Regions from separate parts of the Homo sapiens genome. Here region 1 is linked to region 2. A link is a loop called in an ENCODE intact Hi-C map of the cell type or tissue named here. Cell type or tissue: IMR-90. All regions are shown on one strand. Links, peaks and the distances in the headings refer to the core of each region. The heading gives the core; the rest is flanking DNA. Region 1 overlaps SEC31A (SEC31 homolog A, COPII component). Region 2 overlaps ENOPH1 (enolase-phosphatase 1).

What was found. Peaks named below come from ENCODE experiments on the same cell type or tissue, not always from the same donor. Only the 100,000 strongest peaks of a DNase experiment are listed, where the experiment ranks them.
Region 1: a loop joins it to region 2, with 9 times the contacts of the local background. A loop is called at or near these places in 8 of 110 quality-filtered maps.

What each region holds. Positions count from the first base shown.
Region 1 is chr4:82,838,723-82,841,528 of GRCh38, forward strand. The region is part of intron 22 of SEC31A (SEC31 homolog A, COPII component); the gene reads right to left. Among named protein-coding and RNA genes, the nearest start is that of SCD5, 41 kb to the left of the region's middle. In IMR-90, for the core only: no CTCF peak of the experiment used is centred there; a DNase peak (open chromatin) is centred at 1,099.
Region 2 is chr4:82,461,053-82,463,858 of GRCh38, forward strand. It overlaps ENOPH1 (enolase-phosphatase 1), which reads left to right. Exons shown (of 6, transcript NM_021204.5): 6 at 1-125. Among named protein-coding and RNA genes, the nearest start is that of ENOPH1, 32 kb to the left of the region's middle. In IMR-90, for the core only: a CTCF peak has its summit at 1,526 (motif pointing right); a DNase peak (open chromatin) is centred at 1,569.

The sequences.
Region 1 (2,806 bases), core at 17-2,516, 380 kb after region 2:
TTCTGCCTCCATTATCTCTGTCTGGGATAATTCTGATTGTAGACCAAACAGGTATCCATTGAGAATTTACCGAATGAATGTTTTACAGATTGCAACATTAGTTTCTCTGAGCCCTGAGCACATAATTTTGTTGTTCACTAATAGAAGGCTTGAAAGTCTCTCCTATCTGTCAGAAATTAACTATTGAACAGCTGGACTTTCTAAATCCTAAACAAAATTGTTATCTAAGACATATCGGAACGACAAAATTTTTGTTTATAATTATTATTTTTTGAGATGGAGTTTTGGTCTTTCGCCCAGGCTGGGGTGCAGTGGCACGATCTCAGCTCACTGCAACCTCTGCTCCGGAGTTCAAGCGATTCTCCTGCCTCAGCCTCCTGAGTAGCTGGGATTGTAGGCGCCCGCCACCACGTCCAGCTAATTTTTGTATTTTTTTTTCTTTTTTGAGATGGAGTTACGCTCTTGTTGCCCAGGCTGGAGTGCAGTGGTGCGATCTCGGCTCACTTCAATCTCCGCCTCCTGGGTTCAAGCGGTTCTCTTGCCTCAGCTTCCCGAGTAGCTGGGATTACAGGCATGCACCACCACGCCTGGCTAATTTTTGTGTTTTTCGTAGAGACGGGGTTTCGCCATGTTGGCCAGGCTGGTCTTGAACTCCTGACCTCAGGTGATCCGCCCGCCTTGGCCTCCCAAAGTGCTGGGATTACAGGCATGAGCCACCGCGCCCAGCCTAATTTTTGTATTTTTAGTAGAGACAGGGTTTCGCCACATCGGCCAGGCTGGTCTCAACTCCTGACCTCAGGTGATCCACCTGCCTCGGCCTCCCAAAGTGGCAGGATTACAAGTGTGAGCTACCGTGCCCAGCCTCATTTATAATTATTTAAATAACCTAAGCAAAAACTTTTAGGAAATCCAAAAAGAAAATAAGATAAAGTTGTCAGTAGATTAAAATACAGCAGACTACTATAAGATACAGTTGTCAGTAGATTAAAATATAGCACACTACTAACGTGCAAGAGGTAACAAAGCAGACAAGCATACTGCATGCTGAACACTGAAAAGTGTTGTCTGGCTTCCTCTTCCTGTTAGTCACTCTGTTTCTCAGCCAGGTTAAAACATTCTGTTACTTTGTATATAAACAAAGACTAATCTCAAGGCCACAGGCACTTCTGCTTAAGGAGAAAAAGAATATCTATGCAAACATTTAATTTAGATTATAAAGTAACAAATGCCTCAAACAGTGTTGCTGGATGATTTTTGAAATTGCAATGATGATAGTTTTCTATCATTTACACCAGGACTAAACTACCTGGTATAGAAGAATGAACATGGGCTTTGAAGATAGGGACCTGGTTTATATCTCAACTTGGAGACTATCACTGTGCAATCCTGAAACATAACTCCTAAGAAACTCAGTTTTTTCATCTGTAATTTTTAAAGAAATAATTATTACTACTTCTCAAGGTTGTAAGACTTAAATAAGAAAACATATAACAAGTGCCAGAACATGTCCAATATGAGCTCAATAAATGTTAATTCCCTTCCCTACTTCCCTGCACCACTTTTTAAGTGGGGATTTACTCCAACCCACGCCACCTCTTTCACTCAAGAATTCTGATTCTTACCCAACTACCGAGAAAGGATACTATCTTCAGTCACCCAAGTTTTAAAAGGTAATTTTTGGAACTCTACAAATGAATTAGCATTCCTCTCTAAAATATCAAACTATTGATGTATCTGTAGTGTATTACTGGAATCTTATTTGTGTAGTTAAGGATTATGCATACAGTGTGTATGTGTGTAAGTTTTGGTACTCTGGACTTTAATATTATACAGTCATGTGTCACTTAATAATGGGTATGCGTTCTGAGAAATACATCATTAAATGATTTCATCGTCGTGTGAACATCACAGAGTGCACTTACACAAACCCAGATGGTATAGCCCACCACACACCTAGGCTGTATAATATAGCCTATTACTCCTAGGGTACAAACCTGTACATCATGTTACTGTACTGAACACAATACTGTAGGCAACTGTAACACCATGGTATTTGTGTTCTAAACATAGAAAAGGTACAGTAAAATATGGTACAAAAGATTTAAAACATGGTATACCTGTATAGGGCACTCACCACAAATGAACCTTAGAGGACTGGAAGATGCTCTGGGTGAGTTGTGAGTGAAGGTAAAGGCCTAGGACATTACTATACACTACTGTTGATTTTATAAACACTACATTTAGGCTACACTAAATTTATTTAAAATTATTTTATTAACCTTAGCTTGCTGTAACTTTTTTACTTTATAAACTTTTAAATATTTTAATTTTGACTCTTTTGTAATAACACTTAGCTTAAAACATAAATATTGTATAGCTGTACAAAAACATACTTTTTCTATTTTTAAAATTTATTTATGGCCAGATGCAGTGGCTCACGCCTGTAATCCCAGCACTTTGGGAGGCTGAGGCAGGAGGGTCGCTTGAGGTCAGGAGTTTGAAACCAGCCTGGCCAACATGGTGAAAGCCGTCTCTACCAAAAATACAAAAATTAGCTGGGCTTGGTGGTGCACACCTGTAATCCCAACTACTTGGGAGGCTGAGACAGGAGAATCGCTTGAACCCGGGAGACGGAGGTTGCAGTGAGCTGAGATCATGCCATTGCACTCCAGCCTGGGTGACAGAATGAGACTCCATCTCAAAAAAGAAAAAAAAAATTTTATATATATATATATATATATATATACACACACACTAAAAATACAAAAATTAGCTGGGCTTGGCGGCTCGTGCCTGTAGTCCCAGC
Region 2 (2,806 bases), core at 155-2,654:
TTCATGTTGTGATTAATAAAAGCATTTTTTCTTCACTCAGTTTTATATAGGTTCCTGAACTCTATCCACATGCCGCCATAGCAAAAGAGAAACTGAAAAACAAGAATATTTAGCTCTTATCTTAATCGTGTATCATGTGTGTGTTTTAATGGAGTGCCGGTGGCAATTCATGGTTATTATTTGAGTTATGTATACATATAAGGTTACTATTCCATTTGGATAGTAAGCATTCAGGATATGAGTGGAGTTCCTTATATTTTTGAGAATCTTAACTTTGAGGTCTCTAAGGTAATGCTTGAAGGAGGGAGTTACTCTCCTAACTAATCAAGAAAAACTCACGAATCCTGGAGGAGCAATTTTAGAAATGCTTTGAATAAGGAAAAAGAAGTCTTAGAACTATGAGAGGACAGGGGATATAAAAGATTTTATGTTGATAATTTTGATCTAGTAGCCAATTAAGAAATCTAGGGTCTATGAAAATATATGAATAAAAAAGAAAGGAAATGAGTTTAGGTACATCTTAGAAATGGGAATAATTTGTAAATGATGATAAAACCACAAATAGTAATAAAAGGATGAACTTAATACCTTTTTTGGAAAGCTCATAGGCAGATGGCAGAAAGGGGTATATCTTAATGTTATTTAAGGAGTAGTTGGAAAATGAAGAAATGAGAAGATTAGGCACTAGGATCTAGATTAGAAAGGAATTGAATAAAAAGGAAGGCACACAGCATCTAGCCAGCAAAGGATTGAGGTGGAGAGGCATTTTACTACCCATGTACACTGAGTAAGGAGGACAGAAAATCAATAGATTTCAGGAATTAAGAGAAAATTGAAGTATCAGATTTATTTTGCAAAGTAAGGGAAAAACTAGTTGAATGGAATCGTTTTTAGATCCTAGGAAAACCATTCACAAATGATGGAGAAAGGTCGTAGGAAGAATTTGAAAGATAAAGTAGATTGGCAAGAGAGGAAAAATACCTATCTAAGAATGTAAGCAGTGATACACAATGTATACATGTATTGAAACACCACAGTGTACCCCATAAATATGCACAGTTATGCATCATTAAAAAACTTTTTTTAATGTGGATAATGAGCTAGAAGATGAAGTCAGATGAATTCATAGTCCTTATGAGGGGAAGGAAGGCAAAAAACCTCTGGAACTTCCAAAAAGAGGACAAAGGCCTCAGCCTCTTGTTTGCAGAGAATATGGAGGACAAAAGCGTCTTAAAGTTGTGGCTCTTTTTATTCCTGTTTATTAATCCAGATGTACCTCTGTTGTTCTCTTTCCTACAGTGGCGCTGATTTCTAATCTTGGGTCAAAGCCCAGGTTGGTTTTTTAGAAGAGAAGCCCTTAACAGAAGATTCTCTAATCTTATCAACATTTCTGGAGTAGCAGGACTTCTTTTTGGTCTGGAAAGCGGGTTTTAGTTGCTACGCAGAATGTCAAATGTGTAGTTGCACAAGGAAAGGTTGAAAGCCACTGGCTTATTGCCAGGGCAGATGCACGGCAGCCTTTCCCCAGCAGATGGTGCTGTTTCTCCAGACTTGATATGAAGTGTGAGGCTCCACCCCTCCTCCCCCCCTCCCCCAACCCCCGCCCCGTCGCCCGCCAAATACAGCAGATGGAGCTAAGAGAGAGAAAACTATATTTTGTTTATCCTTACAAGCCAAAAGCTTGATGTTGCAAGAGTTGGAGTAGTTTGGAAAAAATGGCAGTAATCCTGAATGAAATCCAACTATCTAATATTCCTTTTCCTCAATAAAAAATTAGTGATTTTTAGCCCCTTTTTCCAGCGGCAGTGTTAAAAAGGGATTGTTTTCAGGGCTTTTTTTATTCCCACGAGTACAAAGTTGAGTATAATATATTCCAAAAGTTTGTTAACCTACCACCTGTGCCCAGATGGCAAAGTGATATTATCCTCAACCTAATATTTAAGAATAACGTGGAGTTTTTACTAAAACACTTGGAGTAACTGACAGAAGTAAAATTTCTACCTTACAAATTCAACCCAAATTTATTCCTTAAATATTTATTAAGCATTTACCTTGCATCCCAGATCTGCTATGAGGGGACAAAGTTCCTCTCTACTCCCATTGTGCATACATTTTTCGAGAAGAGAAACAATGGTGACTAAGACAAGAAAAAATTAGATACTAGTAAGCGCTCTGCAGAGAACACAGGGTAGAATAACTTTACAGGAGGGGTGATGAGAAGGTGACATCTAATCTAAATGACATGGAAGACATGTAGGAAACTAGGAGAACTGGTGTTCCATGCAGATGGAACAGCATAGCACAGATCTAGGGCAAAGCTTGGCCTTTTTCAGGAATTGAGAGCCCAGTGGCTGGATACCATCAGAGAAGTGGGCTGAAGCCAGATGATAGTGCTTTGTACTCCAGTAAGAAGTTTGAATTGTATTCTAAGTATGGTAAAAAGCCCCTGGAGGACTTTGAGCAGAAGATAACCTGAGTGGTTTACATATTTAAGGAATTCTGTATGGAATGGAGAATGGTTTATAAGTGGGCATGACTGCATGCAGGAAGGTGAGTTAAGTATATCAGGGTTGAGTGCTGCAGGCAAAAATCACAAGGAGTTAGGTGTATACAACATCAGTGGAAGAACTGGGAGAAGAGTCAGGGCAACTACCACTGGACTGTGGAGTTAGAGGACACCTCACAGTGGTTAGCTCAGGAAGCCTGCTACCATTGCCACTGTAGCTCATGCCCACGACGCTGGCCAGACTCTGGAATGCCAGGCCCCATTGCTGCAACCTCTCCAAACAGAACACTTCCATCTCTT